Linked DNA regions of Homo sapiens: regions 1, 3, 4, 5, 6 and 7 are each linked to region 2. The links are chromatin loops, found by intact Hi-C in ENCODE. Cell type or tissue: mammary epithelial cell. All regions are shown on one strand.

What was found. Peaks named below come from ENCODE experiments on the same cell type or tissue, not always from the same donor. Only the 100,000 strongest peaks of a DNase experiment are listed, where the experiment ranks them.
Region 1: a loop joins it to region 2, with 4 times the contacts of the local background. A loop is called at or near these places in 5 of 110 quality-filtered maps.
Region 3: a loop joins it to region 2, with 6 times the contacts of the local background. A loop is called at or near these places in 2 of 110 quality-filtered maps.
Region 4: a loop joins it to region 2, with 2.5 times the contacts of the local background. A loop is called at or near these places in 4 of 110 quality-filtered maps.
Region 5: it touches region 2 in a loop (8-fold over the local background); 3 of 110 quality-filtered maps call a loop at or near these places.
Region 6: it touches region 2 in a loop (3-fold over the local background); 2 of 110 quality-filtered maps call a loop at or near these places.
Region 7: a loop joins it to region 2, with 4 times the contacts of the local background. A loop is called at or near these places in 5 of 110 quality-filtered maps.

Annotation. Positions count from the first base shown.
Region 1 is chrX:46,325,721-46,329,720 of GRCh38, forward strand. LINC01186 (long intergenic non-protein coding RNA 1186) reads right to left here and starts at 1,954. Exons shown (of 2, transcript NR_110388.1): 1 at 1,831-1,954; 2 at 204-734. RefSeq lists an enhancer at 1,226-2,425. In mammary epithelial cell, no CTCF peak of the experiment used is centred here; a DNase peak (open chromatin) is centred at 1,951; H3K4me3 peaks cover 285 bases; H3K27ac peaks cover 2,968 bases.
Region 2 is chrX:46,258,989-46,262,988 of GRCh38, forward strand. No RefSeq gene overlaps it. Among named protein-coding and RNA genes, the nearest start is that of LINC01186, 67 kb to the right of the region's middle. In mammary epithelial cell, a CTCF peak has its summit at 1,827; a DNase peak (open chromatin) is centred at 1,713; H3K27ac peaks cover 2,551 bases.
Region 3 is chrX:46,184,458-46,188,457 of GRCh38, forward strand. No RefSeq gene overlaps it. Among named protein-coding and RNA genes, the nearest start is that of LINC01186, 140 kb to the right of the region's middle. In mammary epithelial cell, no CTCF peak of the experiment used is centred here; DNase peaks (open chromatin) are centred at 494 and 1,854; H3K27ac peaks cover 2,880 bases.
Region 4 is chrX:46,208,153-46,212,152 of GRCh38, forward strand. No RefSeq gene overlaps it. Among named protein-coding and RNA genes, the nearest start is that of LINC01186, 120 kb to the right of the region's middle. In mammary epithelial cell, no CTCF peak of the experiment used is centred here; DNase peaks (open chromatin) are centred at 539 and 1,849; H3K27ac peaks cover 2,184 bases.
Region 5 is chrX:46,374,454-46,378,453 of GRCh38, forward strand. No RefSeq gene overlaps it. Among named protein-coding and RNA genes, the nearest start is that of LINC01186, 49 kb to the left of the region's middle. In mammary epithelial cell, a CTCF peak has its summit at 2,285; a DNase peak (open chromatin) is centred at 2,258; H3K27ac peaks cover 196 bases.
Region 6 is chrX:45,513,473-45,517,472 of GRCh38, forward strand. All of the region lies in intron 2 of LINC01204 (long intergenic non-protein coding RNA 1204), which reads left to right. Among named protein-coding and RNA genes, the nearest start is that of LINC01204, 10 kb to the left of the region's middle. In mammary epithelial cell, a CTCF peak has its summit at 1,875 (motif pointing right); a DNase peak (open chromatin) is centred at 2,239; H3K27ac peaks cover 2,791 bases.
Region 7 is chrX:45,847,961-45,851,960 of GRCh38, forward strand. LINC02595 (long intergenic non-protein coding RNA 2595) reads right to left here and starts at 3,530. Exons shown (of 3, transcript NR_125365.1): 1 at 3,394-3,530; 2 at 1,415-1,512; 3 at 114-253. In mammary epithelial cell, a CTCF peak has its summit at 1,509; DNase peaks (open chromatin) are centred at 1,471 and 3,921; H3K4me3 peaks cover 3,133 bases; H3K27ac peaks cover 2,974 bases.

The sequences.
Region 1 (4,000 bases), 67 kb after region 2:
ACAGAACAGTGAGTCACTTACTTGCTTTTGGATGGAACGCTGCAGAGTGTGCTGTCATTGTGATATCTTTTTTTCCCTCATGCATTCTCAGCATTGCCAGCCTTGGCTTTGCTCATTAGATAAATAATAGAGTAAAATTCATGCAGTGGCCCCACAATCACTACTCCAGGGAGAAATGGAGGCGGGGAGGGGAGATGGTGGTCCATAAAGACCTGGGCTAGTGAATTTGGTGTTTTTGTTTGTTGGTCTTTAAATAAATGAACTTAAAATAAGATTTTCCAAATTTGAAAATAGATGCCTTATAGAGTAGATTTCTTATGCAACAATATAAAAATAAGAAATTAAATCTGGGAACGAGACTTAATTCTCCAACATGATTTTGTTTTGAAGTTCAGCCTCTTCAATGAGATGCAGGTATGGGGGAAGGGCTCCATTTAAAGAGCCCAAATTCCTATCTGTTACTTCAGATATCAGGTCAGATTAGTACTTTTAGAAAGTTTAACAGACCCCTTTGATGCAACAGGAAAGAAAAACAAGCTCTCTAAGCAGGAAAATTCAGGACATCCTTTTTCTTAGTTTTACGTGATGCAGTGAGTCACTTAGAGACTCTCAGGAAAATAAGCCCAGGATGGCCATCAAGATTAGGGAACATACTGGCCCAAACAGCTGCAGAGCAAGTAGCTTCTCTGTCCCTGGTTCCCATCCTCCTAGTGTTTTCTCTTTAGGGCCAAGTGCTGTAAGAGAGAAAAGAACAAGATGACAAGGTCAAGACAGCCTCTTTGTAATCCTTCTCAAATCACCGAGAAACAAATCAACCACGATTGTATGCATTTTGATGTGACAGGGAAATAAAGTAAGGTAGAATATTGTGGAGGTTTGGGGGGCAACTTTGACCAAAGATTCTCAAGTTCATCTCACTCTCTTGGGTTAAAAAAGCATGTGAAGCCAGAAGTTTGAGACCAGCCTGACCAACATGGAGAAACCCCATCTCCACTAAAAATACAAAAATTAGCCGGGCGTGGTGGCACATGCCTGTAACCCCAGCTACTTGGGAGGCCAAGGCAAGAGAATTGCTTGAACCCGGGAGGCAGAGGTTGCAGTGAGCCGAGATCGCGCCACTGCACTCCAGCCTGGGTGACAGAGTGAAACATTGTCTCAAAAAAAAAAAAAATTCAGAAAGCAAAATTTCTTGCCCCTGTAAATTCACACTTCAATAGAAAACTATTGCCTGTAGTACGTGCTTTCAGGCGTTATCTGATTCTGATTCTACTGGAGCTATTTGCCACTCCCTAAGTTGTAGGTCACTGATAGATATGCAAATCCTGTCCTATCTGGTTCAATTGACTTCCTTCCCCCTGTGTGTGTGGCGGCGGGGGCGGGGTGGGGGGCAATAAACAGTTTGCTTCCATTTGCAATTCATCTCTAAATTCCTTTACTCCACATAAATTGGGGCTGTTTCTTTTTTAAACCAGTTATAACATCTGCCTGGCTCTCTCAGTTATGTAAGTAAAATAAAGTCTTTAACACATGTTCGTTTTTATATCTGTATAACGGTCACGATTTTACCTCTTTCTGGAAATTACCTTTTAACACCCTTGTGAGATTTCTTTCTTAGGTAGCAGCAGCAGGAGACCTGGTGGAGGACCTTCAGTCTAGAGAAGACCAGTACCAGGCCATCCGGTCTATAGGTAAAGAGCAGATGCCTCCCACAGAGCTGTGCTCCACAGAAGAAACAAAGGGGCTCTTCGAAAGGGACATGTCCCTTCTCCCACCTGCCTCCCTTCCAACCTCCCAAATTAACACCACCATCTAAAACAAGAATTTGGTCACCTTTCGGAAGGCATCTTTCCCGTTTTAGAAGGGGTTACTTCTGGATCCTCTCTCAACTTGCTGGTTTCCCACGCTCTCGACTTGCAGTTTCACCCAGTGGGCAGGGCTGGGTTTCTGTTAGCCTGGCTGCAACCTCCTGCGCCCTGCCAACACACAATGATCAGTGGCATTCCTGGAATTCCTGACATAGCAGAGAAGCCAGGCTTGGCCCTGCAAATGCCCTTGAACTGCAGTTCTGACCCCAGTGGGGCATTTTATCTTTTATTCACAGCCAGAGGTTAGGACCTATTTATGTAAATCCTCTGCCAAGGGTCGATTCATCTTGACCCCCTGGTTTTCATTTCTCTAATTGTCCCAGGTATTTTTTAGACCCCTTGGAAACTCTTCATTCAGTGAAAAACCTTGGGGTCAGTAAGAATGCGGTAACAAAGGAAAGGGGGTGGGGGCCTGGAAGAGTTGAGGAGGCTTCCTTTGAAGTGTTGTAAAGAAGCTTTCAGAGGCCACCCAGTTTACAAAGTAAAAACAGCAATGACCTCATGCACCCCATTTTATTCACGGAAAATAAGCTTTCTTGAAATGGTGTCTTCACCTAAGAAGTTTCTTAGAGCATGCATTGTTCAATTTTGTTTCCTAAAGCACACATTGTCCAATCTCAGTGGTGGTAAGGGGTTGGGGAAGGAGCTGTCAGAATTGCGGGCCTTTGGGCAGGTGGTGGCTCCTCAGACAATTGTTCCCACTTAATGGGCCCAGGATCCCTCCCAGATTTGCATTTTAAAAGGGGGCACTGCCTCCCCAATAGTGAGAAAATACTTGATCCCTGAGAATTGACCCAGGTGACAGAAATTTCAGGCCACATGGAAAGCCAGCAGGGGAGATACTTGGAGGTCAGCAGGGCTTTTGGAGGCCTTCAAATAATTCTTGATTGAGGGCCTTGTGCTCTAACCTCCAACTCACAGTAATAAAGGGAAGGAATTGCTTGGAAAACAGCCCAACTGTTTTACAACCCTAACAGCAAATTTTACTTTTTCACTAACTGAATTTTCATGTACGTTTTAAGCCAGTTGGATTTTTTTAATGCTCTATTTTCAATAGAAAGATGGGGGAAAAAAATCTTCTCTTAAAAAACTATTTTTCTTCATTTTCTGTCAACTTTTTATTACGAAAAACTTCAAACATGCAGAAAAGTTGAAAGAATAGCACAATGAAAACCCCTATACCCACCATTGAAATTTGACAAATGTTAACCTTCTGGTATATTTGCTTTATCTATATACACAGCTATATATACAGATTTGCTTCATGAATATATACTTTTTTTTTTGCTGATCTATTTAAAAGTAAATTAAATTAAAAGTGACATCATGACACTTCATCCCAAATACTTCAGCTTGCATCATTCTAATATAAGTTAATTCTCTTATATAACTATTGTACAATGATTACCTCTAAGAAAATCGACAGTAATTGCCTAATACCACCTAACTCTCAGAATACCCAGTCCACATTCAAATCTCCTCAACCTGTACTATGTCTTGTAGCAGTTTCTTAATTAAACCAAAATCCAATCACAATTCATACATTTGGTTTTTTTAGTCTTTTTGGAATAGTCCCTCTACTTTTTAAAAATGACATTGTGTTTTTGAAGAGACTTTGTAGAAAGCCCCACATTCTAGATTTGTCTGATCAATTGTGTGTGGTGGTGTTCTTGTTCTGCCCCACCAGATTTCCTGCAATGAGTTCAATTGTGTTTGTCCCCCAAAATTCATATGTTGAAGCCCTAACCGCCAGTACCTCAGAATGTGACTTTATTTGGAAATAGTCACTGTAGACATAATTGGTTAAGATGAGGTCATACCAGAGTAGGGTAATAGGGTGGGTCCCTAATCCAATATGACTAGTGTCCTTATAAAAAGGGGAAATTTGGAGATAGACATGCACATATAAGGGGAATGCCCTGTGGACATGAAGGCAGGGATCAGAGTGACACTTCTACATGTCAAGGAATGTGAAAGATTGCTAGCAAACTACCAGAAACTAGAAGCAAGTGAAGGGGGCCAGAATATGCCACCCCCAAACATGTCACTCAAAAAGGATGGTTTTGAGCTGAAGGCAATTAGCTCTCTGCCCTTCCTGCTTCTGACTAAAAGCAGGACATAAATTTCCAGTTGTA
Region 2 (4,000 bases):
CCGACATAGATAAGCAAGCTGGAAGCTTTCACGAGTGAATGCCGGCGGCTGTGCCAATAGGAAAAGGCTACCTGGGGGCTAGGAATGTTTAACATGGTGGCTCCATCTTCCCTTTTCTTTATCAACCACGTGTACAGTAAGGAACAGACAACATGGCACCGGCCACGGAGAGAATCCGTCTGCATAATAAAAGATTAGGGTGCGGTGGCCAGCTTCTTCAGGTTCTATGTAAATGGCACACCTGGTCCAACCAATCTTTGGCCCTATATAAATCAGACACCATCTCCTCAAGTCAGTCTATAAAACCCCATGCACTTGGCTATGGCCCGGGAGACCCACTCGGGCACCCCCCCTTTCACTGCAGGAGAGAGAGCCGTTCTCTTTCTTTCGCCTATTAAACCTCCACTGTTAAACTCACTTCTTACGTGTCCATGTCCTCGATTCTCTCAGCATGAGACAACGAACCTCAGATATTTACCCCAGACAATGACGCCGCTTCATCAGGACCCCTTTTCGGTAACAGAAGGGGTTTGTTTCAGGGAGGGGCTGTTGTCCTCTTTGTTTCAAAGTTAAATTATAAACTAAATTACTCCCAAAGTTACTTTGGCATATGTCCAGGAATAAACACAGGCAGCTTGGAGGTTAGAAGTAAGATGGCGTCAATTAGGTCAGATTTTTCTCATTGTCATCATTTTTGCCAAGTTATGTCCAGCTTATGGCAGTTCGATTGATTTATGGGTACTTGGCATCAGTCTATAACCCACATAGCAAGGTAAATGTAAATCAATGAGAATTTCTGGGAAAAAAAAAAAAAAACTTTTTTACTAATAATTGCCCTTTCCTTATTTGTCCTTTTTTCTTTTAAAACCCAAGTCTCTCCTTTGTTTCCTGGAGCATCTTCTGTGTTTCCTGGGCTGCAGTCCTCAAACTTGGCCCAAATAAGCTCTCTTATTTTTATTTATAAATTTTCTAAAAAATTTATTTTTTGTCTTCCCAAAGCGGTGGGATTACAGGCATGAGCCACCGTGCCTGGCCCCAAATAAACTCTCTATGTTAATTTTGCCTCAGTTTCCTTCTTTAGGTTGACAGTTTTCATGCCACTTTTTGCAGATCATTAGTGCAATTTAATTTTGCCAGCTGCAAGAACAGTTCTTTTGAGCGCTTTCTTGTAAGTAAGCCTTGATGTTTCCCTCTTAGCTGTCTAATGCCAGTTAAGGTTCAGGGAAGCTCCCAAGGGATAGAAAAGATGAAAAGAGCAAGAGAGAGGACAGAGGGGGAAAACGGAAAGGAGGAAAAAGTCTGAGCAAGAAAAACTGGGATCTGTTTTAATTTTTTACAATAGGAAGTGATAACCTAAGTTCAGTTAGGGGCATGACCCACTCAAGACATAACTACCTTAACTACTTGTGGAGAATTGAGTCTGAATCTGTGCTTTGCATATATTAGCTCCCAGCAGTGACCAAAATGAAATAGCTTGGTCTTTTTCCCAAGAGTTCTTTGGCCACTACAATAGTAGCTAAAGCAAACCTAATAGGCAGGTTCTCTATGACTGAAACTACAACCAGTCAGGGAAAGGGAGGCAGAAAAAGTGTTCGGACAAATTTTCTGGAACAATACATTCCTGAGCTCTGCCCAACCACACTCTTGCCCCACCCTAAGCCACCAGCCCCTCCTGAACAAGGAATTCACAGATGCCCTAGGCCAAATTCAAAATTGAGGAACACCTGGGCCTATGAGGAAATGAGCTAGTCTCATCTCTTCCCCCTTCCCAGAGGCTACAAACATAAGAGGCTCACACAGTCTTGCATTTCCCTGCCCAGCAGCAGGGGATAGGCTTACTCATTATCAAGCAAGCCTTAAACATCTACTCTGAGCCAGCCTCAATGAATACAAAAATGAATAACACCAAGCCATGAATAAAGAGCTGATAAACTTCACTTTACTCATACATTTTTGCTCAGCAATGTGTTCTCATTTACGGGATCTGAATATCAGATCATTTAAAAGCTCAAAGTCTTCAAGTATTATGTAGGGATGGGAGAGGTATCTGCTATCTGGGGGAGGTTCTGGAACCAATCCCTCATGGATACTGAGGGACAATTGTATTTAATTTTGAAATACCTTGGATCAAGAAGGGCCTTTGACATGCAGAGAAATGCAAGTGAAAAAGAAAGCATGTATTAGAATAGATATGTGGGGCAATTTACCTGGTCCAGCTCACCTAGCCAGGAACATTAGAGTGGTCATAACTATCATCCAGGAAGTGTGCCTCTAAGACTAGGCCATACCTGATCCTTTGCCCCCTGCCTGTGGTGGGGTTCCTAGAAGTAGTGCTCACACGGGAATTCCTATTGAAGTGATTTATTGAGGAAGGACTCTATGTAGGGGTGAGGAGAACTAGCAGGATGTGATGTGAGATCTAAGCAGGAGACTAGCTTCAGCCTGATCCCACAGGGAAGCTCTGGAGTACAAACTGTACCCCTTTATAAGTCAGTCATTGGCCACAGTCTGTGGTGGGCAGTGGTAGGGGGTGCATGGGGATTGCTGGGCAATTTTCTTTGGAGAGGGAGGCAGCTAGAGAAGAAGGCATCTGTAGGTTATCAACCAACAGTCACAGCAGCTAAAATATTGTTACCGGGGGGTCCTTGCTCCCAGAGCTCCCAAGATGGTGGCGGGCCTCTTCCAAAATGCTGGTGGGCCACTTTCAAGATGGTGGCAAGCCTCGTGTTCTCTGACCTGGAGTTCTTGGCCTCACGGATTCCAAGGAATGGAGTCTTGGGCCATGTGGTGAGTGTTATAGCTCTATTAGAAGCCATGGGTCACGGAAGAGAACCGTGGGACCCAGTGACTAGTGTTCAGCTCGATTAGGATGAACCCAGGCACTTAGCCGTGCAAGAACAATGGCAAGCCTTTAGCCCGATCGGGAGCGGCAATGGGCGTCTCGCTGGATCGGAAGCACAGCGGACACCCTGCCAGATCCGGAGGGATGGAAGTCAGCGGTGGGTCTGCGACGGCAGCAAACAGCAGCGGTGGGCGGCGAGTTAAAGCTCAGCTCGGGCCGTAACAAACACGGACCAGAAGAGTGCAGTTGCAAGATTTAATAGAGTGAAATAGAATAAAAACAGAGCTCCCATACAAAGGGAGGGGACGGAAAGAGGGTAGCCGTTGCTGGCTCAAATGCCTGGGTTTATATCCCGATCATTGTCCCTCCCCCTGTGCTGTCAGGCAATAGATGATTTGCTATTTCTTTACCTCCTGTTTTTACCTAATTAGCATTTTAGTGAGCTCTCTTTACTATCTGATTGGTCAGGTGTGAGCTAAGTTGCAAGCCCCGTGTTTAAAGGTGGAAGTGGTCACCTTCCCAGCTAGGCTTAGGGATTCTTAGTCGGCCTGGGAAATCCAGCTAGTCCTGTCTCTCAATATGAGTGCAGAGAGAAGAAAAAGGAATCTGGGTGAGGCCATCAACAGCATGCACTACCTAGCCCCACCCTCATTATCTTTTTCTGTCAAGGGCTAGATGGTAAATACTTTAAGCTTTTGCCAGCCGTATGGTCTTCATCACAAGCACTCTTATTTTAGCACAAAAGCAGCCATAGGCAATATGCAAATGAATGGACAAGGCTGTGTTCCAATACAATTTTATTTACAAGAACAGGCAACTGTAGCTTCTGTCTGTCCTCTTTCAGAGACAAGAAGAGATCTTGGTCTATCACTAGCACCATGTGCAAGGATCAGATACGGACCGTAGGGGGAAAGATCGGGCTTCTAATCACAGCCCTGTGTCTCTGTAGCTCTTTCAGATGCAAGTGCCAGAAACCCAATGAAACAAGAAATTTTCCTTGACCCTTTCGTGGGCCTCGCGACGGGGGTGCCTTACTTCCTCAGTCCGCAGCTCTCAACTCCTCATGGTAGGGGGAGCACGCAGGAGCACCCAGGTGAGTGGGTGCAGGAGCCAGAGCGAGTGATTTTGGGCGCTGGCAGGAGCAAAACTCTGTGCGGC
Region 3 (4,000 bases), 75 kb before region 2:
GTTAGCAATTCTCAAATTTACCTTTCCTATTTTGCGCTTACATGTCTTTGTTATTCCTCTTTCCTGCTTTTCTCTTATTTGTATGAGGACAAGGGTTAAGGTTTGCACGTTCCTTTTTATGGTCTTTTTTGTGGGAGGCACAGAGGGATGAAGGAGAACTTTATATTTTTCCTGTCTTACTTGGACTTTTGGTCTGCTAGCCTATATTTTTTAATTCACTTTCTTTGTTTTTCTGGGAAAGCTATCAAGTGCTGATGCAGAAGTTTCTCTGAGTTTTATGGTGATGGGATTGGATTCAGAAAAAAATTTTAAAGGTAAATAAATAAGGGAGGATTATAAGAAGTTTCGAAGAAACTACAAGTCAGACTTTTTGTAACAACTGGATTATCTCATCTATTAATAAATCCAACTTCATCAAGCAATAACTTGCTGCTCTCTCATTATAATCAATGCTTAAAAAGTGTTCCTAGTCTTGTCATTCGTGAGTCACCACTATTAAAAACTGCACTACCTAGGGGTTTTGTGAAGAAGGGAGACTCCACCCATATACACCCACACTGAATGAATCAAGAGTTGATACTTGAGAAAATAAAAGATAAGTAACAAGCCAAAATATGACAGAAGAGGCTGATACAAACAAAAAGATATCAAGCAGAAAAAAAATTAATGAGATATAAAATTAATAATTATTTGGGATTATTAAAACATTGGAGGCCATATTGTCACTTCATTACAAGCTATGCATGTCTATAAATTATCTAGGACCTCCAGTTTTCTAGATGAGATATTACACCTTCACTGTGAATTCTCTTTATTTCTCCTAAATTCAGTGATCCTCTGTTCTGATGGAGCCTTAGGAGATCCACTCTAATAATATGTTTCATCACAGTCATTCGAAAAGCTAGTAAGAGGTATCATAAGAAAAAATTCCTCATTAAATTAGACTGGGAAATACCAAATTAAACAAAGTCAACCAATTTTCTCTAGTGTACATTTCCTTGAGCCTTCAGCATGCTAATTGGCTTGACAAATCTCTAAGAGAGAAGTTAGTATATAGTAATCCTTTTTTATTGAGCATGTCTTGGAACACATGCTCTGTGGAACATGCTGCGAGAAATTTAGCTGTAAAGTGTAGAGTGAGAATTTTGAAAAAGAGGGAGAGAAAAATCTATTTCTTCATCCTGTTGGAAGTTACATTACCAGTAAAGCCCTAAGAGTCTTTATCTCATTTTCTAATATTGTGTGTAACACATTCATTATCCTTGGAAATCTAAGATATTGAAAAGTTAAGTAACTTGTCCAAGATCATACATTTGTAAGCGGAAGAACTAGGATTTGAGTTCAGAGGTTCTTGATTCATGCCCTTAACAGTATATCTATCAAAAAATCTTTCTGGTGTTTACACCCATTCCTGAGTAAGAACAATTCTTGTAAGAAAATGTACATAAACACATAAATTTCCACAGGTCGCTGACATTCTGATGGTTAAGACAACTGTGTCATCAGGGATGGATTGAATGTTACAAAATGTGTTTGGGTGTTTGTCCTGTACATACATTTTGATTAACTGGCCTAGCACACAGGTACAATTTAGAAGGACCTAACCTTCCACCTTGCTCATCAGGAATGAGAAAAATGCCTATGGCATTCATAAAGTACACCAGTCTACATAGCTTCTTCTATCACTGGGAGGGAATAGGGTCCAGTTTCACCAGCAGCATCTCCCTTCTGTCTGCTCCTCATGTATTCATTCTCTTTTACATCCCTTCCTGATTCTAATCCAAGTTTCTGTTTTAGAAGTGATTATCAAGTAAAAAAATTGCTGGTGGAATTCTTATGTGGTTCATGTTAGACGTGAGATTTACAGAGAACTTGACAGGTACCAAGTCTCATTCCTTTTAAATGATACACTAAACGTGCCCAGAGATGTTTCAGATTGTCCCAGGAACATACATACCAGGATTCGTTAGGGCATGATGTTTATCTGTGCATCCAAGTTGAAATGGTGAAAGACTTGCATATGATTCCTTCCAAGTCCTCAACAATTTATTTTTAAGGAGACAAGGTTTTATATTTAAACCAAATCCAAAAACCCCCACAAGTACAATAATAGAGAATCGGTTAAATAAAATATGACAAAAGATCAAAAAGTCTTTAAAATGTTTATAGGTTGTTAATGATAAGGAGAAACACTCATGATGCAACTTACTCATTCTGCAAATATTTATTTAGCATGTACTATGTATCAGGCTTTCTTTTAAAGACTGGGGACAGACTGAATAGAAATAAGCGGCCCCCTCGTCCATGCCCCTTTTGTCAAAGGAATCACTGGAAGGCCCACTGCCCCAGGGGACGAAGGTCCTCTGAGTCAGAAGCCACTAATCAGATGATCCAGCAGCAGGACTGAGGGTGCCCGGGGCAAGTGCCAGCCCATGCCATCACCCTCACAGAGCCCTGGGTATGCATGACCATTGAGGTCCAGGAGGTTAACTGCCTCCTGGACACTGGCACAGCCTTCTCAGTCATACTCCTCTGTCCTGGACAACTGTCCTCCAGATCTGTCACTATCCAAGGGGTCCTAGGACAGGCAGTCACTAGATAACTTCTCCCAGCCACTAAGTTGTGACTGGGGAACTTTACTCTTTTCACATGTCTTTTTAATTATGCCTGAAAGCCCCACTCCTTTGTTAGGAAGAGACATTCTAGCAAAAGCAGGAGCCATTATACACTAGAATTAGGGAAAAGAAAAGAGTAAATATATATACAGATTCTAAGTATGCTCACCTAGTCCTCCAAGCCCACGTAGCAATATGGAGAGAAAGGGAATTCCTAACTTCTGAGGGAACACCTATCAAACATCAGGAAGACATCAGGAGATTATTATTGGCTGTACAGAAACCTAAAGAGGTGGCAGTCTTACACTGCCAGGGGCATTAGAAAGGAAAGGAAAAGGAAATAGAAGGGAACCGCCAAGCGGATATTGAAGCCAAAAGAGCCGCAAGGCAGGACCCTCCATTAGAAATGCTTATAGAAGGACTCCTAGTATGGGGTAATCCTCTCTGGGAAAACAAGCCCCAGTACTCAGCAGAAGAAATAGAATGGGGAAGTTCATGAGGACATAGTTTCCTCCCCTCAGGATGGCTAGCCACCGAAGAAGGAAAAATACTTTTGCCTGCAGCTAACCAATGGAAATTACTTAAAAGCCTTCACCAGACCTTTCACTTAGGCATTGACAGCACCCATCAGATGGCCAAATCATTATTTACTGGACCAGGCCTTTTCAAAACTATCAAGCAGATAGTCAGGGCCTGTGAAGTGTGCCAAAGAAATAATCCCCTGCCTTATCACCAAGCTCCTTCAGGAGAACAAAGAACAGGCCATTACCCAGGAGAAGACTGGCAACTAGATTTTACCCACATGCCCAAATCTCAGGGATTTCAGTATCTACTAGTTTGGGTAGATACTTTCACTGGTTGGGCAGAGGCCTTGCCTTGTAGGACAGAAAAGGCCCAAGAGGTAATAAAGGCACTAGTTCATGAAATAATTCCCAGATTCGGACTTCCCCGAGCCTTACAGAGTGACAATGGCCCCGCTTTCAAGGCTGCAGTAACCCAGGGAGTATCCCAGGCGTTAGGCATACAATATCACTTACACTGTTCCCGGAGGCCACAATCCTCAGGAAAAGTTGAGAAAAAGAACAAAACACTCAAACGACATCTAAAAAAGCTAACCCAGGAAACCCACCTCGCATGGTCTGCTCTGTTGCCTATAGCCTTACTAAGAATCTGAAACTCTCCCCAAAAAGCAGGACTTAGTCCACACGAGATGCTGTATGGATGGCCCTTCTTAACCAATGACTTTGTGCTTGACTGAGAGATGGCCAACTTAGTTGCAGACATCACCTCCTTAGCCAAATATCAACAAGTTCTTAAAACATTACAGGGAACCTGTCCCCGAGAGGAGGGAAAGGAATTTTTCCACCCTGGAGACATGGTATTAG
Region 4 (4,000 bases), 51 kb before region 2:
GCTTGGTATGCGTTTAGTGAATGAATGAATGTATGCCTGGGTAGAAAGATGAACCAACCAATGCAGTCCCCCATGGCAGTGCTTGAGAGCCCCTAGAACTGAAAATGACCAACTCAAGGTAAGGAGATGGGAGGGACAAGAAGGATCAAGGGAATGAGGGGCAAATAGGAAAGTCCATAAGGAGGAAACAGAAGATTGAATCAAATCAAGCCAGTCTTCTACTAAAGGAGAGTTCTGCAACCTCAACCACTCTTTAACTTTCTCTCACCTTAGTCACTTGTCACCACTTCCTCACCTCCATTCAACCTACTAAACTATAGCAGCATATTATAGTCCCTGCTTTATTGCTACATTATTTGTGGCATTGTGAGAATTTGTCTGTGGCACCAGAATAGTCCTGGCTAACTCTAAATTCTTTTTATAGTAAGCCTCTTCTGCAGCAGTTGAAATTGAAATTAGAAACATGCGGGCCTTGAGCACTAAGCTGGGGCTGATGAGCAGGAAGTGGTAAATGAATAACTACCTTATTAGATCATATTTTCATTGTACAATTCCTTAGAACAAAGACACTTGCAGCCACAAGACTTGCTACCTAGTGATATAGTTGCGCTGAAGCCAGTAATAATTGTACCATGCTAAAAGCCTATTCAAATCCATCATTGGGAAATATAAGGAAACTTCAGACACTTCAGGATTTACTATATTTTTTCTGGATAAACTATGACTTAATAAGGGAAGTTTTAAAAGTGATTCAGGGCATCAACTAACATGACAGAAAATATTTTAAACAATGGCATAAATGGATCAGTGTTCTCTTGTTTAAAACTAAAATCTATTCTTTTTCTTTTTTTCTTTTTTAAGCGAAAAGACATTTAAGACAAAAGCCTTTAGGGGTCCTTTCAAATTCTCAAATGTCTGACTAGGGTTTCAAATAACAATGGATTAGAGAAGAAACCTCCCCCAACTATACCATACTTAAACACATTAATTATTACACTAGGCTGAACAAACTAATCCTGAATGCTCAACAATGTTATTAGTACTAGAGGCAGCACTATTTGAAAGCTTTCACTTTTCCCCTAGTACTTATGCCTGATTACAGGTGTAAGAAAGTTTCCTATAGTATGTGTCTCACAAAATCCACTGTGAATGTTTGCCACATTTCATATCATGTGAAACATTAGGCATGTGTATAGATAGGGTAGAACTCAGCATGCAGCACTGATCAGATGATTATAAAGCATGAGGCAGAAACCAAATAGGTGGGCAGTTTTTTACTAACCACACAGAACTGCTTCATAAGATTACTCCCAAGAGTCCAGGTTCTAGTAAAATTATTTATGGTTAAGTGTTATAAGGTTATGCAAAGAATGTATCGACAATAACCAACTCCAGTTTTTCATGGATGCCATTATTATTTAGGGTTCCCATATTTAGTTACCTTCTAACAGTATAGGTCTGTTTCAAAAATGAACTTTGGAGAAAGTTTAAAAATTATGATCTTTTTAAAACAATTATTAGCCAAATAATCTCCCAATGAATGGATAGTGATTCAAATTTAGTAAACCATAATTTAAGAAGTTCTATTGTTTACAGTTACTCCCAGAATAACTTAATTCAGCAATGTTCCAGGTTTATCCTATGCCCACACTCTTGCAGAACAGCCTGTCAGTTACCCGCATTCCTACACCTGAGGGTGGAAGGAAATCATGTAAAATGTCAATAACGAAAGGGGTAAAAAGAATTTTCAGAACCTGATTTTCCCCATTCCTTAGGATGTGCTCAGAGCAATGGGAGGGGAGAAAAAGAAAGAATATGTACATGTTAAAGGAAACCATAAAGGTTATCCACGTTTACATAACCACAGAATGTGCAAGGTTTACCCAGGTGATAAAACCACCCACTTTCATTCATTCAGGAGGTAGTCACACTTATTTTGTGTCCAAAATAAACCTATACAACTGGAGGCATTATGGAGGGGAGGGCGTCAAAGGTTAACACATACTTAACAAGCAGGGAGAGAGGGAGAAGGAATACTGTTTGGAGAACAGGGGAATGAAATGGAGTGTTCTAAGGAAAAATTCACAAATACGCTCTTAGAGAAAATACTAATACAAGTGAATATGAACCAGAAGATGTATTCTTTAACAAATTGGTGGGAGATAAATAGACCACAAAGTTTAGTTTTATTCAAATATATTTTCTCTTTTTTAATTCCCAGCAAGTCAGAAGCATATGCCTCTTAGCAACATCATTGCCCTGTGAGAGCTCATCTCACCAGAAGGACAGCTAAAAATGGGTCCATATGTACCTTTGGCAATAAAAATGTTTCAGTAACGGCTGCTTGCGTGCTTGTAATACAGAATTTAGCCAGGTTTATTATTGCACCTGATGTTGTATATAAAACTGCGTATACTATTTAAAAATCTCTGACAGACTTACGAAATTAACCATAGTATGGGAACTCTGTGCTAACATGATGAATAAATGACTGAACATGTGAATTCCTGTCTACATTATTGGAAAACATTTCCCCTCATGTATTCTTTTTTTTTTTTTTTTTTTTTTTTGAGATGGAGTCTCGCTCTGTTGCCCAGGCTGGAGTGCAGTGGCACAATCTCGGCTCACTGCAACATCTGCCTCCCTGGTTCAAGCAATTCTCCTGCCTCAGCCTCCCAAGTAGCTGGGATTACAGGCATGTGCCACCACACCCAACTAATTTTTGTACTTTTGGAGAGATGGGGTTTCACCATGTTGGGCAGGCTGGTCTCGAACTCCTGACCTCCGGTGATCTGCCTGCCTCAGCCTCCCAAAATGCTGGAATTAACAGGCGTGAGCCACTGTGCCTGGCCCTTTCTCATGTATTCTTGAAGCTTGTTCTCCAATTTCATCCTGGGGAAGAGCTGGTATTAGAATAGGATCTATAATGCTTTTCCCCAAGAAAGTATTATCTTATAAGTGGAGAGGGGAAGAATTCATTTTTTGTCCTATTTTTTTAAAGAAAATGTTTTGTCGAAGTATAACTTACATACCATAAAATTCACCAGTTTTTAGTATACACATTAATAATATTATATGTATGTGTGTATATACATATATATATTATTATTATTTATTTATTTATTTATTTATTTATTTATTTATTTATTTTAGACAGTCTCGCTCTGTCATCCAGGCTGGAATGCAGTGGTATGATCATAGCTCACTGCAATCTCAAACTCCTGGGCTCAAGTCATCCCCTGCCTCAGCCTCCCAAAGTGTTACGATTACAGGCGTGAGCCACTGCTTCTGGCTATTTCTTATGTTTATAGAGTTGTGCCACTATCATCACAAACCAACTTTAGAATATTTCCTTCACCCCAAAAAGATCCCTCATGACCATTTGGCAGTCACTTCTCATTCCTACTGCAGCCCAGGCAACCAATAATCTACTGTTGCTCTCTATAAATTTGTCTTTTCTGGACATTTCATATACATAGAACCATACATTATGTGGACTTTTGTGACAGGCTTCTTTCACTTAGCATAGTATTTGAGTTGCATCCATGTTGTTGAATGCATCAGTTCATTGTTCCTTTTAATTGCTGAATAATATTCCATTATATGGATATATCACATTTTGTTTAATCATTCAAAAGTTGATGGACATTTGGGTTAGCTATTATGAATTATGCTGCTATGAACATTTGTGTGCAAGTCTCCCCATGGACACATTTTCATTTCTCTTAGATAGATATCTAGGGGTGAAATTGCTGGATTATATGGTAGATTTATGTTTAACTTTTTAAGAACCTGCCGAACTGTTTTCCAAACTGGCTGTACCATTTTATGTTCCCATCAGAAATATATGAGGATTCCAGTTTCTCCACATCCTTGCCAAAACTTATTGTCTGTCTTTTTTATTATAGCCATTCTAGTGAGTATAAAATGGTATTTCAATGTTATTTTCAGTTCCATTTCCCTAATGACAAATGAGCCTGAGCATCTTTTTCATGTGCTT
Region 5 (4,000 bases), 120 kb after region 2:
ATGAGCTGAGAGGGATGTTTACAGACTGTAAAAATACGAGCTTGAAAAGAAAACTAGATCTCAGGAAACATAAACCAACATGTCAAAACCATGAATGCCTGTGGGGAAGATTTCACATATTCCCCCACTTAAGACACCTTTAACAAGATCAGTTTCTTCAATCCCATGAACAACTTTTTGTGAGTCATTAATTAGGCCCTTACACAATAAACAAAGAAATTAATAAGGAAGTTCAATGTTTTAAAAAATGGGAAAAGAGTTATTTCTTGAAAAGAAAGAGCAAAGTTATTTTCAAATACTTAAGCAAGTGAACTGAAGTGGGGTTTTTTTCTTGAGTTAGACACAGGTTTAGTTAATTCTCACAAACATATCTGGGAAGATAAGGAGTTTTCAGTAGAAATGTTATCCTCAAAGAATATTCATGAGGGAGAAAAAGTGCAAGTGAAATCAAGTTGGAAGAGAAAATTAATACATACGTTGCTATGAAAGACCAGCTAATATTGGTCTCAAAACTCAGTTATGAGAACTATATGAAAGCTGAACACAGTTTAATACACGTGAAAGTGAGCAGAATCACTTTCTGCTTCCACTTGTACCAAGAACTAGTAAAAAGCATGTGGAAAATAGTACAGAAATGAGATGGGCACAGCACAAAGTTTACAAATTTCATCTCACAGCTAACCATCCTCAAACACATTGTACTCTGAATTTAAGCTAGGCATAGTACATAAAAAATCTTCTAGATCACATCTAGATACATCTCTTTTCTCTCTTTATCACAGAGGGCAGTGCTCCCCAGAATGGTAGAATTTGCCAGTTTTCTGAAAAGGTGATGGGGAGAGCACAACAGTAACAACTTTGCTTTGACAGGCAACTGACACCCATATGATTGATCATGCCAATTATTTCTCCAATGGTGGAATGAGGATCGATTTTTAATTGAAGATGGAATTCTAGCATTCGGAGATTTTTTTTTTCCTTTCTTTCTTTTTTTTTTTTGCTTGAACCAGAGCTATCCAGTTTTTGAAATGGCATGGCCTTCAGGGCCCATAGCCCTTTCTTGGACCTCCCACACTCTTCATATCACAAGGCCAAGAAAATAAGTACCTGCCCATAGCAAATAGCTATGGGCTATTTTTCCTAAACAGCTATGGGCATGTTTGCTCACCATTTCCTAAATCCCATGGAAACTGGGACAAAAGGACCCAAGAAACTTGAAGGGAGCACATTTTAAAACAACCCTACAAAACAGGCACTTTTTCTTGTATATTTTACCACCACTTTGCTTGTGCTGGTGAAAGTGGAGGGGAGATGAGAAAAGGCCTCATTTTGTATGTTAGCTCTTAGCTATTTGGTTTAAGGGATTTTTTTTTTCTTATAAAACATGCAACTGAAACTGGAAAGTCCTTCAGCTAGATGGTCAATGTTTTTTGTGGAATGTGAAAAGGATGGCTTTTTATATCACTGGGTAATTTACATACGCTTGGTAGGTTACTCCCAGATTTCCAGGGTAGAAAGTGACAGTGGGAGACGATGATTCAAATTGTTCAAATATCCATAGGGAAGACATATAAACTCACCACAGACTTTGATAACGTATTAGTCATTAGATATCTCATCCTGACCCCAGCCTCAGATTCACCTGCTGAATACCTGAGCTTAAGTAAGCCATACTTGGAAATGTGGAAACAGAACCCTACTGAGAAAAAAAAACTTATCAAGAAAAAAAAAATCTCTCTTTCCTGTGCCTAAACAATTTCCCCCCAAAGAGCCAGAAGCTAACACAATATTCCCCCCTAAAGAGCCAGAAGCTAACACAGTAACACAGGAAAAAATGAGAATACAAAAGGTAACATCTCTAAAAGGTACTTCAGCTTTCACACCACGATTCCACATCACTACATTGATGACATGCAGAAAGCAATCAAATGCAGGAATACTCTGGGTTGACTGAGCAGAGGCACAGAGTAACAGCCTGGGTAAGCAGCAGCCCTGCTCCTGGGCCAACAGCTGAGCACACCCAACAGAAATAGAATGGTCACTGACGCTGACCACAAGGCAGGCCCCACACAAGTAAGTGCTTTACCTGCCCTTTATCATGTAACTCTCATGGCAACCATCTGAAATAGGCATTTTTAATTTCCATCTTAAAGATGAGGAGACAGAGGCACTGAGGGGCTAAATAGCTTGTCAAGCTATTTGTATAGAAGTTAACACAACCGGCAAGAAGCAGAGAGTCAGGAGCCCGGGTCTTTCTGTTTCTTTAAGCAACATTGCCTCCCTGTGTTCAGGGCTGACTATTCTCTCTCAGGTTTTCAGAGCCATTTACACAGATGTTCAAAGAACAATGCCATGGTTCACTCATACAACATGGAAAAACATCATCATAAAACTCACAGAGTATCTCTCTAGTCTATAGAAGCCAAAATATCAGTGTGAAAAATAAAATCCACAGTCAATCTTACATTAATTCACTATGTCTTCTGAGTCCATTTTTTATTTGCTGATATATCCCATTCTTAACAGTGTTTTACAGATGCGATTTTTATTTTAAATTAAAATGGAAAAATAAAGGTTTCAAAACTGTTAAAGATATCATGACCGTGCTTAAAATTATTTTTTAAATAATACTGAGAAATCCCAAATCCAGAGCTCAGATAGCTTGTTTGAATCATTTTTCTTAAAAAAATAGTTTAGTGGACTTAGCCAGATGAAGCTCACATCTTGGCACCGTGATGTTCTGGATTATCCTTTGGCAGAGGGAAGGAAGTGGGACAATCTATTATCATTATTATTGTTATTATTACGTTTTTTCAAGATGGAGTGTCGCACTGTCGCCCAGGCTGGAGTGCAATGGTGTGGTCTCGGCTCACCGCAACCTCTGCCTCCCAAGTTCAAGTGACTGTCCTGCCTCAGCCTCCTGAGTAGCAGGGATTACAGGCACACACCACCACACCCGGCTAATTTTTTGTATTTTTAGTAGAGACGGGGTTTCACTACTTTGGCCAGACTGGTCTCGAACTCCTGACTTCGTGATCCGCCCACCTCGGCCTCCCAAAGTGCTGGGATTACAGGCGTGAACCACCATGCCTAGCCTATTAATATTATTTTTTAAGAATACAAGTGCAGAACGTGTAGGTTTGTTGCATAGGTAAACGTGTGCCATGGGGGTTTGCTGCACCTATCAACCCTTCATCCGTCATCTAGGTGGTTTTTTTGTTTGTTTTGTTTTTGTTTTTTGTTTTTAGAAGAGACAGGGCTTCACCTTGTTAGCCAGGATGGTCTCGATCTCTTGACCTCGTGATCCACCCGCCTCAGCCTCCCAAAGTGCTGGGATTACAGGCGTGAGCCACCGTGCCCGGCCCCCGTCATCTGGGTTTTAAGCCCTGTATGCATTAGCTATTTGTCCTAATGCTCCCCTCCCCCCGTCCCTCACCCCCCAACTGGCGCCAGTGTGTGTTGTTCCCTTCCCTGTGTCCACGTGTTCTTATTGGAACAATCTATTATAATCTGCACCTCAACTTCCCCCTCCTGTGCTTGCAGTCTCTTCAATAGCAATAACTTTTCTTTTTTTTTTTTTTTTTGTTTTTTTTTTTTGAGACAGAGTCTCGCTCTGTCGCCCAGGCTGGAGTGCAGTGGTGCAATTTCAGCTCACTGCAACCTCCACCTCCCAGGTTCAAGCAATTCTCCTGCCTCAGCCTCTTAAGTAGCTGGGATTACAGGCGTGTGCCACCACACCCAGCTAATTTTTATATTTTTAGTAGAGATGAGGTTTCGCCATGTTGGCCAGGCTGGTCTCAAACTCCTGACCTCAGGTGATCCACCCGCCTCGGCCTCCCAAAGTGCTGGGATTACAGGTATAAGCCACTGTGCCCGGCCAATAACTTTTCTTTCAGGCTTAAAACCTCTTCAGCAGCTCTATGTTCCATCAATTGCTAATTACCATAATTCCATCTCTGCAATTTTTTTCTTCTCTCTCCCTTTCTGTTGCAATGGCCCA
Region 6 (4,000 bases), 750 kb before region 2:
GGGGGCACTAGGTGAGGATTTTAGGTCTAGTCCACTGTTTACCAACTGTGTGACCTTGGGCTGGTCTTTCAATCTCTCTGAGCCTTTCTGTCTTCATCTGAAAGATTATGATATGATTTCTACTTTGTAGGGATACAGTGATGGCTAGATGAGCATCATAGGTTGTGTTCTGCAGAAGTAGAGCTTGCAGTAATAATTCTGTGCCAATGATTTATTAAGAACGTGCCCCCAGGGGAGATCAGTAAGGCAGTGGGGGAAGTAAGACAGGGGTGAGAAAGAAGCTAAGCAAGTCTCAGCTTCAGCTTGATCCTGCAGGAGAGCTCAACAGGGTACATTATACACTCAATTAACTCAACTTGGAGGGTGTTGGCTTTCCTATTCCAGTCAGTTACCAGCCAAAAGCCTGAAGGTAAGGGGTGGTGGTGAATGTAAACTCCCAGGCATTTCCAGTTCTCCGTATCTGAGGGATGGCTCCAGGTTTGGTGTGGGCTGTTAGAAGCCAAAGGACGCTGAAGCTGGGAGAGGAGTTCATAGAAAAAAAATATAAGGAATAAAAGGATCTGGACCAGAAACTAAAAATTACAGTGTCTAAGGGAAAAGCCATTTCTTTCTTCCACTAAGCACACTGTACTCTGTCCTGGAATGAGACAGAGAATAGACATACTGAATGGTCCATATTAATCCCTTTCAGAATCGCCTTCACTGTGTGGTGCTTCATACTATGAAAGACCAGCAAGGAAAGACATCTAGAAACACATCGTATTAAGAAACATTAGGTTTGTTGAGCTAGTTGCCACAAAAGAGAGAATACAGAGGAATCCTAAGGCCCTTGGAAAGAGGGAGCAGGCAGGGGCCCCTCATTGGGATTAGGCTTACTCCAAAAGATTCTCAGGAGGAATTAGGAAGCAGGGACCAATTATGGATTGGACGCTCTCAAGAAGCAGGGGCAATTTTGTGTTTGGGCATCTCAATAGTTTTTATACAGAACAAATAAGGCTGGAGCTGTCACAGGTAAGGGAACAGCAGTCACTCATGTTATTCAGAGAAGGAGAACGTTTAGTTATTTTTGTGATTACTGGGTGGCTTTATCTTTATCTTGTTCCAAATATGATCATGGAATGGTCTTGTCCCAGCACTGTTTATGTTAGTTGAGAACATCATGGTCTGGCTGCCAGCAGGACCATTTCTCACTCTCTCTGGTTGTCGGCAGGGATGTATTTTATTTCCTTCCTCAATGGCATATACTTTTTTCTCATCAAAGTTAAAAGAAACAGCCCTGCTAGTTCTACAGCAGCAGTACAAATTCTAAGGAGCATGCTAGCCCTTGTGCCACCTGGAATATGGCACAAAATATCCCATAGGAATTTCATTCAAAATTTAATACCAAGAAAAAATATCTACTTAAGGAATGATAGTCTTTCTTCTTCATGATAGCAAGGTCTAGGCAACACATCCTACTTTTTTCTTCTTCGTCTGCCTTTTAGGATGCCCAGAGCCATATTTGAAGCTCCTTTGACCTTTTTGGTTTGCACATATGCAGTCAATTTTCTCCCTGATATTAATTTTCTATTTCTATTTGGCTATTTTTTTGTTGTTGGCTTCTTCAGATCAAATTGGTGAAGGAATGAATAAATTCTGCATTAAGCCATGTTGCACAGCTTGAAGCGAACACAAAATTAGATCGTGCATTAGTTCCCAGTTATTTTATGAATGTAACGTGCCTCTCGTAATTTAAGAGGAGAGCATCTATCTTTTCTTTCTTCAATTTCCTTCCTTCCCATAACATAGCACAAAGAAATGTTAAATAGATATTATTTGGAAACTTTGTTTTTGATGGAAGATAGTTTGGGGATTCTTGCAGGCAGACAGTAGAGGTCACCATGGAGCTGTGCATGATGGAGCGGCCTCTCATGGACCTGGTAATTTAGCTGGATCGGTCTGAAATTGCATGAGGTTTAATCATTCAATTCAGATGAGTATACTTTTTGCTCTGGTCATTCAACAGACAGCACTTTGTGATGGTTGCCTTCATGTCACTTTGCTAATACAGTTGTTTGGAGGAGAGAAAGCAGCTTTTATATATTGTTTATTGAAAAAAAAAAATCCATCTTAAGCACTAAGGAACTCTGGGAAAAATGGTTACAAAATGTGTTTACTTAAATATTGTGAAACGAGGATGGAAATTCGCAGTGCAGGGTATTTGTCATCTGCTCATGACTAGCAGATGGCCGCCTCCTCCTCATCCTCCTTTGCGAGCCGAGTGACTCACATCTTACAGGGTGTGCAAAATGAAATTTCGAAACTCTCCAGAGTAGAGGTGGCAGTGCCATAACTCCATGCAGGAGGAGTGTGCCAGCCAGATTACTTTGCCAGCCAGCATGCTGCCAAAACTTCACAAAATGTCTCTCATTGGAAAAAAAAAAATGCGTTTGGATGTCTCTCCACACATGTTCAATCCACCATCTCTGAAAGGATACAGGGTATATTTCAGGCTGTGGGGAAGCCTGTGTGGGTGAAAGGGAGCAGGTGGTCTGCCGGCCCGGAGCTGGGTAGTAATCATTTCTACCAAGGTGAATCACAGAAGATGGGCTCACCTGTTTTGGCTTGTCAGCCCCAGAATGTTTGCAGGTCTGCCTCCAGCCATCAACAGAGCTGTCATATGCTCTAATAAATAAGAGATTAAATACAGTTTAAAGAGATACAAGTCATTTACGTTCAAAGTTTTTCTTTTTCTCTTTTGTTTAATTAAAAGAAACTCCAGATCTGCTACACCAAAAAATAAAGGCTGTATTACAGGCAATTGTACTTGTTTTAAAAATAGAGCCCTGCCAGTCAGGTGGACTAACAGATAACTTGATTTTTAGCTGCAGATTCTACTTTCCTTCATCTGATAGCTAGTCACCGAAGATTTCTCCCTCATCTCCACCCCCCACCAATGAACTGCACCTCCCAATATTTACCCCTTTGTGTAGTATCCTCCTTTTGAAGTCAAAAGAAGTCTTTGAGCTTTCACCTGGGTCTCTTGGAACACGTGCTCTGGAGGAAACCCACTGCCATGTAGGAAGTCTGACTACCCTGAGACCTCTATGTTTTGAGGGAGCCACATGTCACATGAAGAGACTGCATGGAGAGAGAAATTCCTGGCAAGCCCCTAGGTGTTTCAGGCTGTTGAACAAGATGTGACTAAAGAAGCCATCTTCAACATCCAGCCTAGTTGAGTCTTCTGATGACTCCAGCCGCCATCTACTGCAACCACCTGAGAGAACCCAAGAACTACCTAGCTGAGCCCAGTCAACCCATACAACCATGACAGATAATAATACAGACGGTCCCTGACTTATGGTGGTTTGACTCATGATTTTTCAACTTTAAGATGGGACACAATCATTCACATTCAGTATGCTCTTTGACTTATCTTGGGGCTAAGTCTGAATAAACCCATCATAAGTTTAAAATATTACAAGTCAAAAGTACATTTTCAACTTATAATGGGTTTATCCAGATGTAGCCCCATGGTAAGTCAAGAAGCATCTGTAAATTATTTTAAGCCACTATGACGTTTTCCCCAAAACATAGATAACCTAAACACTGTGACACTTTACACACACACACACACACACACACACACACACACACGAGAGAGAGAGAGACAGTGAGAGAGAGATCAAGTGGCTAAACAGTAACTGATTAGCAGATTATGTTAAAACTTAGTAGTTGGAAGCACTTTTGTTGTGGCTTGAACCTCAAATATTTTCTAGGAGACCTTAGACTCTAGTGGTATGATGAACAGAAACTCGTGAGTATATATAACACAGTGAATTTAAAAAATGCTCTTTGGTGCTGCATGAGATGGGGGCATACTCTATGAAGCTAAGGAGTAGCAGAGAACCTGGAAGTAATTAAATACAGCAGTACACTTGTCAGCCGTGGGGCCTCCATTCTTTGTTTATGTTGAGTACCTAGCCATCTGAAACATGTAGGTAACTGGAAGATGAAAAAA
Region 7 (4,000 bases), 410 kb before region 2:
TGGCCTACCATTCCCAGGAAAGAAAGTAAAAGCCCACAAAGGTAAATATTTTCTTCCCTTTGGCGTCTTCTGCCCTTCATTATAAAGAGTTGCTCAGTTGTTGAAAAAGGATCTTAATATGCAAAACTTTACATTTTAGTGAGAATCAAAGGCAAATTCTTTTGAACTGTGTCACAACGAATAACATTACAAACATGTCTCTCATCAGCACATAACTCGTCCTTATTTTAGTCAAGCAGGCAAATTAGTGGGCCTGTAAAAACAGCAAGGTAGTAGGAGAAAAATCATCAGAAGGTTAATAGCAGAAGGGCTTGGTTTAAAAGAAGCCTCCTAATGCATCTGTATTCTGATCGGTGTTACGTCAATTCAACAGTGAGATGCAGTTTTATTAAAAGCTGATACTTGGCTGGGTGCAGTGGCTCATGCCTGTAGTCCTAACACTGTGGGAGGCCAGGGCAGGCAGATCGCTTGAGCCCAGGAGTTAAAGACCAGCCTGGACAATATGGCAAAACCCTGTCTCTACAAAAAATACAAAAACAACCCCGGCGTGTTGTGGGAGGTTGTAGTGAGATGGAGATGTAGGAGATGTAGGATGTAGGAGATGGAGGTTGTAGTGAGCTGAGATCCTGCCACTGCCCTCCACCTGGGTAACAAAGCCAAACCCTGTCACCAAAAAAAAAAAAAAAAAAAAAAAAAAATTTTTTTTTTTTTTTGAGACGAAGTCTCACTCTGTTACCCAGGCTGGAGTGCAGTGGCGCGATCTTGGCTCACTCCAAGCTCCACCTCCCGGGTTCACGCCATTCTCCTGCCTCAGCCTCCCGAGTAGCTGGGACTACAGGCGCCCGCCACCACGCCCGGCTAATTTTTTGTATTTTTAGTAGAGACGGGGTTTCACCGTGTTAGCCAGGATGGTCTCGATCTCCTGACCTCGTGATCCGCCCGCCTCGGCCTCCCAAAGTGCTGGGATTACAGGCGTGAGCCACCACACCCAGCCAAAAAATAAAAAAAATTTTTAAGCTGATATTGTTATTGGTTCATGCAGGTGACTCTGTTAACATTATCTCAAATGAAATTATTCAGAACAATTGGCAGTTTTATGTAGTTTCAGGAAAAGTGTTTTGAAAAGCAGATATCAAACAACTGGTTAAATGCAAAGCCACATGGTCACAATGGAAAAACAACTCTTTTAGAACAGTAAAAAGTCATGTAATATAATGACATGCAGAATTTTTATTTAAATACATTGTCAGAAATAGATTAGACCCTGCTTCTCCTCGGAGGTTACCTCAAAATACATTTCACTTCATAGAAATTTATATAAGTGTCAAAATATTGAACATAAGAGCAAATGGGTTAGTACTACTGGAATGCAATAATTATAAAGCTAGATAGGTGGATTAATTGTCCTACATACCTGTGGTTTTTCAGATTCCTGTGCTTGCTTACTCATGTACATTTGACTCTTTCAGAAACCACTTCTGGAAGCTCCCGGTCTGGCTTCTACACTGCCACCTGTAGACATAAAAGAGAAATAAATCATGTATTATTCGTCAACAATGCATCTTTTCTAGGCATCTAACGGGGACATCTGGGGAAAAAGTGGCAAAACATTTGCTCCAAAAGACAAAAATGTTCTTTCTCCTCTGTGTTGAAAATTCCTAAGGCGTCCTTCTCCCCAATGGTATGATAAATTATTTGATTAGAAATTGAAACATATGTAAGTCTCAGATCATCAACTATACACCACTCTGAGCCGATCATTAAAGAGATGGAGTCGCAGAACTCAACTTACAGCCATTTCAAGACCTGTCGTTTAAAATTAAAAGAAAACTTCACCGCTTTGTTCATCTGTAATTCAGAATTCTGTAAATTGACACAAAGAAAGATCAGGGGCGATTCAGGCTAAGGTTACTTTACCACAAGGTTGTAAGATGTCTATTTAAAATAACAGTAATTCTAACCTGAACTACAGTTTTGTCCAATCCAAACAGCAGTTTGGTGGGGTATTTTCATCAAAATGCCCTATCCTTGATTTGAATATGAATGACTGCGGAAGGGTCTTTCTGAAACCCCACGGATTTTAATACAGGTAGGTCCTTTTTCCAAAAAAAAAAAAAAAAAAAAGTCAGGAAATGAACAAACAGGAATAAAAATTCATGAACAACTATCGGCAAATCCAAGCAGCCATGAGACGTGCGAGTGTGTGTGTGTGTGTGTGTGTGTGTGTGTGTGTGTGTGAGAGAGAGAGAGAGAGAGAGACAGAGACAGAGAGAGAGAGAGAGAGAAAGAGACAGAGAGAGACCGACCGACAGACACACACTGAGATTTCTGGAGTTAATTGCGAATAACCGCGCCGCGAAGCTTTTTTACCTCCTCCAAGTCCCACAGTCTACCTAGGACAAGTAAGCCCGGCTCCAGCACCTTAAGCCAAAGACACAAGCACCACCACCTCCACCCCCACTACCTAGGCGAGACAGCGCCAAAAGCCACCGAGCGTGCACGCCAGCCAGGCCCGCTACCCCGCAAACCCGGGAGCTTCTTTATCCCCAGCAGAGATCCGCCCCACTTACCAGTAATTTACTTTAACGCCTCGAAAGCATGATTTGGTTTACGGAATTGCAGCAAATAAAAGAAAATCAAGTCTCCTTGAGACACTGTCCTCCTCCTCCCTAGGACGCACATTCACACGGAACACTCTCCTTTCGCTCTCAACCCCGAACACGCTCTGGACTATCCCAAGAGGGTCTTTGGGGACCCGCCAGAGATCGATACTGCTCCCACGTGCCTCCATTAAACCCTTGTCCAAACATGCACAAGGCGCCAAGGGCATGTGCAGAATCAGCCCTCAGAGTAAGTTCAGCAAACCCATTCCCTACCCCCGAAAGCGCGAGGGAGCACCCTGACGCAAGCGCCGGCCCCGGCAGACAATACTCAAGCAACTCCAGCCTTCCGCGCACACGCCCCGACCGGTCCAGCCACCACTCTCTCCTCCCATGGTCCCTACAGTCTTCGGGCCGGGAGCAGGGGGCGTCCTGATGGTTGCTGGGTGTGGACTGTGAAGAGAAGGGCAACCTGCACACGCCACCGATACTGCGGGGCGGGTAGGAGATCGCAGTTTTCCAAAGCCCCACCGGTGTGCCCAGCTCCTCAGAAGGGGTGGGGTGGGGACAGTGGAACCGAGGGAGTGAACCCTAAGGGAGGCAGCTTTTCTGCACCTCTTTCCCACCTACCACAGCGCGCGCGCAGAAGCGCGCCCACCACGGGGCCGTGCACCTTCCTTCTGCCCCTGGACCTACCCAGCCCTCGCCCCCAAGCGCAGTGGCCTGGAAGAGCGGGCGTCCGGCCCGCGGTGGCCGGGGGAGCGGGCAGAGCGCCGCGCTCGGGGGTGCCCACCTGCGCGCAGGGTCGTCGCTGCTGCCGGTGCACCCGCCGCTGTTGCAGTCTCCAGCTGCAGGAGGAAGAGGCGCGGCGGCTGAGCCCCCGGACTCCACGCGCCTACTCGCGCCCCGGAGCGGTGGTCCTCATTTCCCTTCGTCCCGGCTGGCGAGCCACCCACCTCGCCCGCAGGTTCTGCCAGTCCCGCGGCCCGCCAGAGCCCAAGCTATCCTCTCCGCCCCTTTCCCGCCGCCCCGCGCTGCGCTGCGCTCCGCCCCCTGCCCGCCCATCCCCGCCGGGGCCCAGCCGGGGGCTGCGGGCGCCGCGCCTCGTGCCGCAGATTTCGGGTTCTTGGGTCTGTGGCGGTAGAAAGGGGATGGGGGGGACCAGGGGTGCGGCCCTGGGGTCCGCCCCCAACCCCGCTCTCCCAACCGGTTCCCCACTCCTGGGGCCCGCGGCGGCCGCCCGCGGCTAAGGGTGTGGGAACCGTGCACTCTGCCCCCGCTCTTCCGGCGTCTCCCCGCATGGCACCTTCCGTGGCCCAGAGGGTGCCTCGTGTCTTAGGGGGAGGGGGGTTGGTGAAGCAAGGTGGAGTGAGCCTGAGAGTGGAAGCGAAGAAATTACC